Regions from separate parts of the Mus musculus genome. Here region 1 is linked to region 2. A link is a contact called in ENCODE Hi-C or POLR2A ChIA-PET data. All regions are on one chromosome and are shown on one strand. The core of a region is the stretch at or near the end of the contact, and the rest is flanking DNA. Distances in the headings are between cores, read along the strand shown. Region 1 holds the start of Rad51b (RAD51 paralog B). Region 2 holds the start of Rdh11 (retinol dehydrogenase 11).

Region 1 (7,037 bases), core at 2,428-4,927, 110 kb before region 2:
CTGAGGCAAACTTAGGGGTCACGGTTTAGCTAGATTGGCTACCTGGTAAGTTCTTTTGTCTCTACTTCCCTGGAGCTGGGAGTTCAGGTGTACACGACTGGGCCTGGCTTTTTAGGGCTCTGCTGGCATCTGAGCTCAAGTCCTCATGTTCACATGGCAAGGACTTTACTGATGCCATCATGTCCCCAGCATCGCCCTCCCCCAACCCCCACCCTACAACCCTAAATCTTTCTGACCCGAGTTTAACAGTTACTAATTACAATTAAAATTAATTTGTGCATAAAATTGAAGTAAAAGTGCATGACTGTTACCTGACAGTTAACAATCTGGTATCTGCTTAAACGGTCACACAGCTCTGGAGATAAACCCACTCGTCTTAGTTTCTTGCTGCTCATGTTTCCAGGGCTCCCAAAGAATCTTGAAAAAACATAAGAAAACAATAAAAATGATGGTGGACAGATTATACAAAACACCCTACAAAATAAAGTGCTTCAAACTTCTCTATGTGCAAAGCAAAACATGGAAAAAAAATGCTAATAAAAAAAGTAGGAAAGACACTTACAACCGGGTACACAGAGAAAGTAAGCAACCTCAAAAAATCCAGGCCATGTAATCTTTTGCTATTACTTGACTTTAACAGTGCTTCCCATTTACATAGTAGTCTAGTTTGCCTTTAGTCGCTGTAATAAAACACTGGCCAAAAGCAAGTTGAGAAGAAAAGTTTGATTTGGCTTACAGATTATATGCCTTTGTCTCAGAAAGCCAAGGCAGGAGCTGAAGGCAAGAGCTTGAAGCAGAAATGGAAGCTGAGAAGCCGGGCGGGGTGGCGCATGCCTTTAATTCCAGCACTCACAGGGAGGCAGAGGCAGGCGGATTTCTGAGTTCGAGGACAGCCTGGTCTACAAAGTGAGTTCCAGGACAGCCAGGGCTATACAGAGAAACCCTGTCTCGAAAAACGAACGAATGAACAAACGAACGAACTAAAGAAAGAAAGAGAGAAAGGAAGGAAGGAAGGAAGAAAGAAAGAAAGAAAGAAAGAAAGAAAGAAAGAAAGAAAGAAAGAAAGGAAGCTGAGACCACAAAGGACTACTGCTTACTGCACGCTTCCCCAGCTTGCTCACCATAAGAAGGACCACTGACACTGAGCCAAGCCCTTTTCCATCAACTAGCAGTCAAGAAAACGTCCCCACAGATATGCTCACAGGCCCATCCGATGGAGACAATCCCTCTTCTCCTGAGGGTCAAGTATCAAGTTGATTACCACGACTAGCCGTCACTTATAACATCTTAAGACACTGAGTGTTACTAACAAATTTTGTCTGGTTATGTAATCTTCAAGATGCATTTCCAAGTGGCAACTCTATACTGATCAAGAATGAACAGACATCTGCTAAATATCAACCATGCTCCAAAACCTTATATTTAATATTCTTGACAGACTATAATAAAAATAAAATGTTCTTTTTTACATATGAGAAAGCTAATGTGTAAATGTCAGTTATCCCACTGTCATCAGAAAATAAATAAATAACAGATTTAGGGTTTCATTAGGCAGTTTGTCCTGAGACCTATCCTCTTACCCATTACTACTGTAGAATCACAAATCTTATTTCACCCTTGCTTTTTCTAAAGAGTCAGAACAAATTTCAATCAAGTGATATCAATAAAATTCTTCATTATACTAGCTTCTTACTGTTCCATGTAGAATTAAATTCTGCTCTTCCTATAGCTTAGATAGCTAATGAGACTCATGAAGTATTTGTCTTCAGGGAGTTAGAACTGTTGTAATCTCTGTAATATTGCATGCAAAGAAGAGGCTGTGTGTCTCATCGAAATGGCAAAATATCCTCCAGAAATAATAGGAACTCATTATTCCATGGAATAAAGTAATAATCAATAACTATACACAAAAGAACAAAACTACACACAAGAATTAAGATTCCTACTACCAACACTATATATAGCCCAATAAATAACCCTCCTCTCTCTCTTCATCCCCCATCTTCTACTTCCCTCTCTCCACACAAAACCAAGATACATTCTCTTTATTTCTTTCAGTTGGAATTTTGTAAGGATAATTTGTTTCCTTAAGAGAAAATTTACCAACATTTATACGCTACTCTATTGCCTACTGCTTCTCAGATAAGGTAGTTCCAGGCAATAACATCATATAACGAATAAATTCAGACCCTCAAACAACAAAAACAAAAAACACCTACAACCCCAAATTACAAAGACCTTAGCAATAATCACTCTGATTTAACAGTACCACTCTCACTACTTGCCCTCGATTCTGCTTATGGCTTCAAGTTTTTTCCCTACTCTCCCAAATATAATATAAACTCTCCAAATATAACATTCTCTATTCATTTGTTTCTTTCACCAATATTAAGCACATGCTATGCTAAGCTTATGTCCTCCCTTTTGCATACTTACAATTGAAGAATGAAGAGACATATATTCAAGTAACTACATTTATGTGACAGGTATTGTAGTTGCTATGTGCACGTGCTACTGAGATAGACAGGGAGAAGTCTCGAATTGGTCTGAAAAAAATTAGGTTGCATGTCACAATCCTACTAAAAGTAGTTCCCTTAAAAGTTAGTTTCATTGCTTAAAATGCTTCATGGGACCATCATATGACAACTTCCAAACTTTTATGATCAATCATATTTTTTTTCAACTTGAAAAGGGCATCTCTTACTTAGCTCTTGTCTTTCGAGCAAAGTTGTCCTCATGTGTAAAACAACGGTGATTCTAATTTCTACTCCAGAGCTGGTGCATAACGCTCAAGGTAGGCACTCATTATAGACATGTGATTCTTCTAACGTGACTATCCACAACGTTAGGTTAGGTTACTCAAACACATATTTCTCCACACAAACCCTTCGCCAACCAGTCACTTCCTCTCGAGTGCTATCTCCACACTTTGCACTTATTTCTTCCTTAATCTGATCTGTGCGTTATTATAGTGTATGCTTTTCTTTCTTCCTGATGTGTGCGTAAGCGCGTACGAGACAGAGGAGACAGCATCTCAGACTGAATTTCTGTTAGGCGCTCAATAAAAATAGTGAAGCAACAAAACCCAGCTATTTTGAGGAGGCTGAGGGGTTAATTTATTTATTGGGCCATTATTATGCGCCAGACACTAGTTTTAAATGCTTCGGATGTTTTTAATAAACACACGAACTAGCCAAGGGATCGAGCCAACATTCGAATCCAGAGATCTGACTCCAGATTCCGCGCTCTTAACACCACAAGTTTGACAGTCCCTAAACTTGCCCGGATGCCTAATTTGCCCAAGAGCGGAGGAAGAAGTATCAAGAGTTAGAAAACCTGACGCAAAACTTCCTAATAAAACAGAGCACCTTACAAGCATCACTCGCCTCCCTAGAGGAAGTCGGAAGCTCCAGGACCCCGTCCGGGTTCCAGGGACGAGCCCCGTTACAGAGTACGTGCTCAACACGCAGGACTCTCCGCGACCCCGGTATCAACAGCCACAGGCTCCAAGAGGGAGCACAAGATAATGAACACACCTTCCTCCCCACAACTGCCCCCTCAGAAAACTCCAGTACCAGGTCAGCAGCGTGGAACTTTCAAAGTTTCCCCCACCCTCACACAATTACCCGCGAAAAGTGCGAGCAGCAACATCTGGGGCTCTGGTTGGTTGGTACTCTGGCGACTTATCCAATCAGAAGCAGGAAAATCTCGGGTTAGCCCAGCTGTATTTTGGGAATTGTAGTTCAGTCTCGAAGGTTAATCTAATTAAATTTTTCCTTTGTAGTGATTGCTTAAATCGAGGAGCGGAACCTTTCAAGACGAATGTAGAGGAGGGAAAACCCTGACTGGAAATTCTTTTCCTCAGTGAATCGCATTTTAAAGTTATTTCCTGGGCCAGAGAAGGTTCTTTTGGGGGGCTGAGGGGTTGGAAAAAGGGTGGGCAATATGCCCTATTCCCGTTTTGGGATGAGAGTTTTGTGTTTCCTTTGCACTGTTCAACACATTTAGATGGTGAAAATGTCCGGGAAATACTAACTAAAGCGTCTCAAACTAAAATACATTGAAAAAGAACCACTCAGTTTAGTTGAAAAAATAAAAGAAGTCAAGTAGGTTTCGTATTTAAAACAGCTGCGTTAAGAAAAACTAATAAACTTAAGAACTGACTTGATTACATGATTTGTGAAAAGCCTTTGCTCACTCTTTGTTTTCGTTTGCAACTCCTTTGTACCGACCTCAGTCTTTCGATGGATATATAATTATATATGATATACACACGATAGAATTAGATAGAATAATGATACAGGAAGATCCAGAATTCCTGTGGCTAACCTATCATCTATCACTGGTTGGCACGGAGAAAATGTTGACATCAAAAACAAAACAAAACAGTGGCGGGTACGGAGCGTGGAACACAGATATTCCTGGCCCCAGCTCCCCCGAAATGAATAACTGTGGATGTTGCGAGAAGGAGCAATCATAATTAGGGAGAGTCCTCAGTCCTGTAGCTAGCGGATCTAACTCTTCCTTAGAGTCCCCGTAGCAATCAGGTGGCATCACGTGATTCAAACAAACACGGCACTTGATTTGCATCTTGCTTCTCCTGAGCCAATAAGAGTGGCGCTCTCTTTCGTCATCGCCGCCCGTTCCACCACTCTTCGCAATGGGACTTGTCACCTGACCGGGATCAAACATGGCTGCTCTGGACGGGAAAATGCATTCGACTCCCGGAGCAGGTGAGTGTAAGGCGCAGGGAAGATTGCGAGGGTGCTGTCCACGACCCCGCTAGGGGGAGCATCCCTGTCCCCCAGCCTCCCGGCTCCACAGTTCAGTCCCAGATTGATCCCCTAATCTTTAGCCTCTGTCTTAACAGAAGGCTCTAACCAAGGGAGTTTTCATCCTTACCAAGGCATCCACCAACCTAGAGATTTGTAGCCTGACAAAATGTTCAGGAGGGAATGCGGAAGTAAATGTATGTGTCTGCACCCCAGGCTAGCAAAAATATTAAGATTGTTATATGTGAGGTCTGCGGTAGAAGATGAGGTACACCCCTTAGAGAAAGAGACGGCTCTCAAAAAGAGATAGTAACAGGTCAAATTAAACCCAAAACAGTCATTAGAAAAGTAAGTTCTGCCGTTTCTTTTCGGGCCAGCAGCTGGTGGTTCATCTAAAGTTTCGTTTCTTCTCAGCTCGTGTGGTGTTTCTAGGGGGTACTTCACGGATGAGAAAATTGAGAATGTATTTCGCGTAACGCCTCTATTTTCTATCTACCTGCACTCTGTGCTGGGAAAATGAGTTACCCATTTGGGAAAGAGGAAACCGCTACAGAGGAGGAACTTTTTGAGTTTTTCTGTGAGTGCCTGCGGAGGGGAGACTGGGAGTTGGCACAAGCATGTGTACCTCAACTACACCGGGGACAAGGAGAGATCCCCCAAAAGGTGGAGGACATACTACAGGCGCTGGTGCAGTGTCCCATTCTGCTAAGGTAAGCGATCCCCGCTCCTACCAGGATCTAAGAGAGGAAGATAGTGGTTCAGTGTTTGTACTCTAGTCTGTGTGTGTGTGTGTGTGTGTGTGTGTGTGTGTGTAGGTTTTCGAGACAGGGTTTCTCTGTATAGCCCTGGCTGTCCTGGAACTCACTTTGTAGACCAGGCTGGCCTCGAAATCCACCTGCCTCTGACTCCCGAATGCTGGGATTAAAGGTGTACACCACCACGCCCGGCTGTACTCTAGTCTTTATGGCCCCCCAGTCAGCTACTATCTTAAAAAGTTAGCAGACGGGGAACACATTTCAATATTCTGATGTTTTATCTGTGTAATGTATTTTACATCTAATGTACTCCAATGGCCATGAATTATGCTCTGCAGCTGAGTTTAAGCCTGACTACCAAAAGGATCCTGAATATCATTTCTTGTTTATTATCCATAGAAGATGGCTTAACTGCATTTTGTCTCCAAAAGACAAACCCTGTTCATTCCTCTTGCTTACGAGACTGATGATGGTGTTGCTCTGACAAAGAGTTGAAAATGCATTGACTTAAAATGTTTTATTGTGAAATAATCATAGACCCACAAAAGGCTGAAGTACAATAGAGTTGGCACAAGCTTTTTCCAGCTTCCCCAGTTGTGACATCTCATTCCAGCTGTGTGTGCTAAAGCAGCAAAACCAGGAAAAGTGCATTACTATAAAAAAAAAAAACTATGCAGTTTTATCCATTCAGGGGTTGATATACGCCCACTGTAATAAAGATACAGAAGTTCTGCACACTACACATGAGTCCTCTCACTCCTTGCTACTCTACTGTATGTTTGCACTATGACCCCTTCTTGCCTCATGAGAACCACAGTTCTCCATCCTAGATCTTATATTAAGTTCTTTAAGGTGTGTACTACTGCCCAAACTACTGACTTAAAGTAAGGCTTATGAATTCCTATAACTAAATAGTTATAAGTGAATCGCTATGAACTCCCTTTATTCTTTTATATTTGATTCATTTTCTGTGTTCAAAAGTACACTTAGGAGCTGAGTATGGAAATTTAACCCATGCATCTCAACTGAGGCAGGAGGCTGGCCATGAGTTCAGGGCCATCCTGGACTACAGTGTGAAACCCTATCTCAAAACAGTGAAGGACAGTGTGTGTGTGTGTGTTTCAGATAACCTTCATTACTGTGATTTTCTCTGTAGGAATATACTTAAAAATAAAACTAAGTCAGGTGTGGGGAGGCTATGTCTGCAGCTCCAGACACTCTGAAAGATGAAACAGGAAGATTGCCTGAGCCCGGGAATTCTATAGCATAGCCAGCCAGCATAGCAGCACTGCAGCTACAAAGCTAAGATACAGTTGGATAAGGTGCAGGCATTAATGCAAGCTGGAAGTTATGGGGCTCTGTTTTGTTGAACTGTTACTTACAACTGAGAGTTTCTCACTAGGACTTACCAGTTCAGCTCTAAAGTGGGCTGACTGAAAACTGAACCATAAATCATGAATCACAAAGGGGAAAGGGTGGGCTAAGACTCGTATTTTACTAAATCAGTCTT
Region 2 (6,407 bases), core at 2,611-5,110:
AAATTATATGCTAATATCACATGGATATGAAAATTATGTATATGTATGGGGAGAAAGCTTCCCGATTCATCTTTTGGCAGTATGGTTGAATGTTAAGGATGGAAGCCCAAGACATCCTCTGTAGAAGTCTGAACTCAAGTTCTGCTAATCATTCTTTGGCTAAATAACTTAATGTCTCAGCTGAGCTTTAGTTGCCTTGTTTGTAAAATAGGAAAAAATTATAGTATCGGCTTACACTTAATAAGAATGAAAAGAATTAGAGCTGAAGAAATGGTTCAGTGGCTACGAGCATTTGTTGCTCTTGCACAGGACCTGGGTTTAGTTCTCAACACCCACATGGTGGCTCATGACCCTCAGCAATTCCAGTTCTAGGGAAGCCAGTGGTCTCTTCTGACCTCTTGAGCACCAGGAGTTTTTTTTTAATGTTAATTTTTCTTTATTAATTTCATTATACATACATATATATGTATGTATAATGAAAGTGTCTGTGTGTGCGCGTTTGTATCTGTGTGTGTATTTGTGTTTTTGTTTTTTTTTAAATATTTTTTATTACATATTTTCCTCAATTACATTTAGAATGCTATCCCAAAAGTCCCCCATACCCTCCCCCCCACTCCCCTACCCACCCACTCCCCCTTTTTGGCCCTGGCGTTCCCCTGTACTGGGGCATATAAAGTTTGCCTGACCAATGGGCCTCTCTTTCCAGTGATGGCCGACTAGGCCATCTTTTGATACATATGCAGCTAGAGTCAAGAGCTCCGGGGTACTGGTTAGTTCATAATGTTGTTGCACCTACAGGGTTGCAGATCTCTTTAGCTCCTTGGATACTTTCTCTAGCTCCTCCATTGGGGGCCCTGTGCTCCATCCAATAGCTGACTGTGAGCATCCACTTATGTGTTTGCTAGGCCCCGGCCTAGTCTCACAAGAGACAGCTATATCAGGGTCCTTTCAGCCAACGCTTGCTAATGTATGCAATGGTGTCATCGTTTGGAGGCTAATTATGGGATGGATCCCTGGATATGGCAGTCTCTAGATGGTCCATTCTTTTGTCTCAGCTCCAAACTTTGTCTCTGTAACTCCTTCCATGGGTGATTGTTTCCAATTCTAAGAAGGGGCAAAGTGTCCACACTTTGGTCTTCATTCTTCTTCAGTTTCATGTGTTTTGCAAATTGTATCTTATATCTCGGGTATACTAAGTTTCTGGGCTAATATCCACTTATCATTGAGTACATATCATTTGAGTTCTTTTGTGATTGTGTTACCTCACTCAGGATGATGCCCTCCAGGTCCATCCATTTGCCTAGGAATTTCATAAATTCATTCTTTTTAATAGCTGAGTAGTACTCCATTGTGTAAATGTACCACATTTTTTTTTTGTATCCATTCCTCTGTTGAGGGGCATCTGGGTTCTTTCCAGCTTCTGGCTATTATAAATAAGGCTGCTATGAACATAGTGGAGTATGTGTCCTTCTTACCGGTTGGGACATCTTCTGGATATATGCCCAGGAGAGGTATTGCGGGATCCTCCGGTAGTACTATGTCCAATTTTCTGAGGAACCGCCAGACTGATTTCCAGAGTGGTTGTACAAGCTTGCAATCCCACCAACAATGGAGGAGTGTTCCTCTTTCTCCACATCCTTGCCAGCATCTGCTGTCACCTGAATTTTTGATCTTAGCCATTCTGACTGGGAGCACCAGGAGTTTTATGTGGCAAAGCCAGAGGAGTAGTGCCCAGGTTATGGATTGTAGGTGAAGAAAAATGACGTCAGCCACAAGGTGGTTTTATCTGTGTCCTTGACCAGCAAAACAGCAGCTGCCACAATACGTAGGTAAGCTGGCCAAGCCTCGTGAGACAGGGTCCAACTTCTTAGGCAGATAGGCACCTGGTCTCTTCCAAGGACCCAGGGTCTGATCAATACCCTTTGGCTATGCCTTTGTTTTCATCTACATACAAGTTGAAAGGCTTGTAGCTGTCTGGCAGGGCAAGTGCTGGGGCTTCAAGTAGTTCATTCCTTGAGACTGAAAAGCTTTGTCCATTTGGGGAGTCCAGTTTAAGACACTCTCCTGCCCCCTAGTGGCCTCGTAGAAAGGCTTTGCAATCTCTGTGAATCCTGGTACTCAGAGACTGCAGGAACTCACAAATTTGATACCAGGTCTTGGGGACTGAAATGTTGAGAATCGTTCCTTTGCTAGCCTGGGATAGCAGATGTTGCCTGTCCACCCCCCCCCCCCGCCTTGGTTTTTCCCCAAGGTATGTTACATCATTTTGGCAGAGCTGCACTTTCCTCACAGACATTTGATATCTCATCTGGTCTAACTCTCTGAGCAAGGCATAAGTTGCCAAACAGCAAGTTTCTTCATCTGGGGCAGCTATGAGCAAGTCATCAATATGCTACTAGAAAGTTATCTGGGTGTGGGCCTGCCTGTATGTATATGTATATGTGTATGTGAATGTGTATATAAATATATGTCTGTCTGTCTGTATATGTATATGTATATGTGTATATGTATATAAGTAAGTATATATCTGTCTGTCTGTCTGTCTGTCTGTATGTATGTATGTATGAAAAATGGTTGGAGCCTTGCTCTATCTGTCACATGTGTGAATGTATGTGTGTGTGTTTATAATTCTTCCCCACCACCCCCTCTCTCTTTTCTTTCTCACTGATCCCCAAAGAGTTGTCTCAAGAAGGCTGAAGGTTGAAGCAGGAAGGAGAAAGCTGCAGCTTTGACAACTCCTGAAGCAGTACTTCACAGCTGTCTGTGTCACCTCTCAGAGACTACACCAGTTTATTGTAGAAATACTGTTAAACATGTATAAAATGAATAAGAAACAGAATACGTAAAAGACTTTTTTCTTTGAGCTGTGAGCTGCTCTCTACATACTAGACACTAAGAAAGCGTTAAATGCTGATGATTACTAGATAATCCAATACTAAATCTGTAAGAATATGTCTTCTTCCCAGGTGCTATACAGTATATGGCTCCAACTTGACTGTGGAACAGGTATCTTCCAATGAATGGAAATTAATTATGCAAATGAACCAGAAACTGAATAGTGAAGGTGGGAAACCACAGACAATGACTTTTAAAACTTGTTAAACATGATAACTCATGTTTATCCCCATGAGGTACACCTCAAAGGAAAGAAAAGTTTGAACAGGGAGTTTGCCTTTTCCCAAAGAAATGTTCCTGGCCTTAGTTCAAGACGGGATTAAACTCTTTGACAAAGTGATAAAACCAACTGTGCCAATCTGAGAAATGCATTGTTTCCTTGAAGAGTAATACATGATATAGTCATCCAAGAAACTATTTTATTATCAAATAACAACCAAGGGCTTGGGAAATTATGAAGGATACTATCATAGATCGAAGTACACACAACCGTGACTCTCTAGGAGGTCTTAACTTGCTTTGCCCCATAGGGCAAAGGTCATCTCTGAGGAAGGACATCTTCCGCCACACCAACTGTCCGACTAACGGCTCCTGCCCTTTGTAATTAACCTCAGAATACTTTCCAGACGCTGTCTCCCAGACAAAATGTAATTTCCTAATAATGATTGGGGAAAATTGAACCAAACACTGGACTTGGGCTCCAGGAGATAGCAAACCCGCGAGACTTCCAAAGAGTCAATTAGTGGCCAGAGGAGTGGTAGAAGGGCTGGCTCAACGATCCCACAGGCCTAGGCCCTGGACCACTGAAGACCATTGCTCCACGGTTGTGTTATTCAACTTTTCATAGTGCTTGGAAGTATACTCTGAATGTATCACCGCCAGGCGGCCGCCAAATCCAGGACTACATTTCCCAGAGGGCTTTGCTCCCTGGCGGTTGCAGTTGAACCGGGGTGTGTCTAGGATCAGAAGCCATAAGTCCCGCTGTCCTCTTTAGAGCATCAACTTCAACTGCGCTTCGGTGGTGCTGAGATGTTCGGATTCCTGCTTCTGCTCTCTCTTCCCTTCATCCTGTACTTGGTCACGCCAAAAATCAGGTCTGTGCGAATGTTGCTTTTTCTTGCCAGGTCTTTTAGAGAAGATAAAAAATCCCTACTGAAGCCCTCTCCCTAGCCCCCGTAAAGAAAGACTAGGAAAGGACTGAGAAGCCCTTTAAGGTAGCAAAGATCTGGAGTTTACTGGACTGTAGGCGAGATCCTGGTGCCCTGGATGTGGGCACGGCCAGACGTCAGACCCCAGGTGGTCGTAAAAGCGCTCCAGGTCTCCATCATCCTGTATTGCTCTTTCTGGCCTACCTTATTTCCTCTAGCACTATTTGCTCTCTAGCTTCGGGAAGCCGCTGAGTATGGCGGGCTTTAGATTCTAACTGTTTTCTCCACTCCCAAGCTTTGAACCAGCCTTTGTCTAACTATTTGTCTCCAGCCCTTGAGGTACTACAGGAGGGTTGCACTTTTTGCTCTCTGAACCCGATGCCAATGTTATCTGGGGCATGCTTCCTTGTTGCCGTTATTCACTTGTTTAGGTGTTTGTGACAACTGAAGGGGAAGATTCATTGTCCTTCGGAGTAGGAACACGTGCTTGTTTGCCCTAATTAGATTACTAGGAGCCAGGAGAAGAACCACGTGGTCAAAGGATGGTTTCTTAATTAAGTGTCAGGTCAGCCCAAACCTGGAGGTGTGTGTAATCACCTGAGAATCAGCGGCAGGCTACCACAAGGGGCAGTCCACTGATTGGTTCTGAGTAAGTCACCAGGAGTGACGGTGGACCAGTAATAAACGCCACCTTCTTTCTGGGCGTGGCCATAGTTCCTATTGGAGCTGAGGCTGTGCCATCCTTCTGTCATTTCTTACCATGACCAACATTTTTTCTTCCAAGACCTACTTCCCACTCTTTTTGCTTTTTCTTCTCTCTCTGGTGGCTACTTTCATTTTTCCCCTCTCCTCTCTGAATACTTACAGCTCCCATAAGTAGGCACACATGGGCCTTGTACTCAGGTAAAAACTTGGGTTTCTTTTTACCACAAGATCTTCATATCCATATAGAATCTCAACAAAACATGAACCGGAGCTACATCCAGTGAAATGTGTCTTAGAAGCGAGCACTCTAAGGACTCTACTATCCCCGTTGGAGCCAGCATGGGAGAGTGGGGCCAGAGCTGCGCTTTCAAAGTTGATTTCTTGTTTTCGATGATGACAGAGGAAGGAGGAAGAGCCAATTCCTGGTCCCCAGGATTTGTCAGTGTTGAAGTTCAGTCTGAAGGGACGTGAGACACAGAGCCAGGGGCCTTGATCGCTGAGGAGAGAGAGGTTCCTTTGGGTACCACAAGTTAGTTTGTCTTAAGTAGTGGCTGCTTGCAGATAACAAGTTTAGTGGAATGGTTGAAATGCTCCTTAAAAACGCACTTCTGAGTCAACAGATCCTTTTAGTCCTAAAATTGAGAAGAGAAGAGGAAAATCTGAGGGTTGTGTTTGTGCTTCATCCATTTGGAAAGGCCAGCAAAGCCTACGCACAGGTGCAAGGACTCCAACCAGACAAACGTATGGATCCTCACTCTGCTGGAACTCTGCTCTGTTGTTGTTTTGTTGTTGTTGTTCTGATATTAATGTGTGATGTCAGTAGTCAAACCCAGGGCTTGGCATCTGGGTAAACTATGTATGCTTACCCTGTTATATTCCTAGCCCTTGTCTCATTCTTAAATGTTTTGTTTTTGTTTTTAAATGTGTGAATGTGGCTATCTTTTTCTTATTTTTGACCTAGATTCATAAGCTTATGATTTCTATTCTTTGAATTGGATTAGCCCTTCTTAAGATTATAAGATGCTGTTTGTCACAGATTGGCATAGAAAGGCCACTTTTCTTCTGTTTGGTTGAATCTTATGATTTCCTAAGCCAAGCATGCCTGATTGGAAACTAAACTGAAGTCAGGTGCCTGACCAATCAAACACTTATCTAGGTCTTGTGCTTTGGGGAGCAGGTATAACTTTGTTTCAGTTATTTGAGACGGAATCTCTCTATATCTCCCTGGCTGTCCTGGAACTCACTATGTTAGACCAAACTGGCCTTGAACTTAGAAATCTGCCTGCCACTGCTTCCCCAGTGCTAGGATTAAAGGCATGGGCCACCATACTCAGCCAGATCTAACTTTTGTTTTTAAAATGCTATCACTTTTTGTCCTTAAACAAGAGCATAAAATTTTTGTTTTCCTTTTTGAGACAGTTGTAACCCAGGCTGGCCTCGAACTCATCTATCTCCTGAGTGGTATATACCTGGCCTAAGAGCAGAAAGCTGTCTTCTTTATTCCTTACTTCCTAATATTTATTTACTGTGTGTTATTATATGGTGGTACGGGTACACATGCGTGTACTATGGCGTGCATGTGGAAGTCAGAGGATAACTTTGAGGAGTCAAACCTCACTTTCTATCATATAGATCCTGTAGACTGTACTGATGTCAACA

Evidence for each region. A loop is a pair of places that touch in the nucleus more often than their neighbours do. ChIA-PET counts read pairs that join two places held with the same protein, here RNA polymerase II (POLR2A).
Region 1: a map of regulatory T cell shows a loop between it and region 2 (3-fold over the local background). The contact joins the promoter of Rad51b here to the promoter of Rdh11 in region 2. A Hi-C loop is called at or near these places in 3 of 37 maps with a recorded cell type or tissue (T-helper 17 cell, T-helper 2 cell and regulatory T cell). POLR2A ChIA-PET finds 5 or more read pairs at or near these places in 1 of 5 experiments (embryonic stem cell).

The regions. Positions count from the first base shown.
Region 1 is chr12:79,293,922-79,300,958 of GRCm38, reverse strand. Rad51b (RAD51 paralog B) reads right to left here and starts at 3,677. Exons shown (of 11, transcript NM_009014.3): 1 at 3,627-3,677; 2 at 312-417. The coding sequence starts at 395. It overlaps Zfyve26 (zinc finger, FYVE domain containing 26), which reads left to right and starts at 4,677. Exons shown (of 42, transcript NM_001008550.1): 1 at 4,677-4,733; 2 at 5,187-5,482. The coding sequence starts at 5,289.
Region 2 is chr12:79,189,308-79,195,714 of GRCm38, reverse strand. Rdh11 (retinol dehydrogenase 11) reads left to right here and starts at 3,860. Exons shown (of 7, transcript NM_021557.6): 1 at 3,860-3,989. The coding sequence starts at 3,925.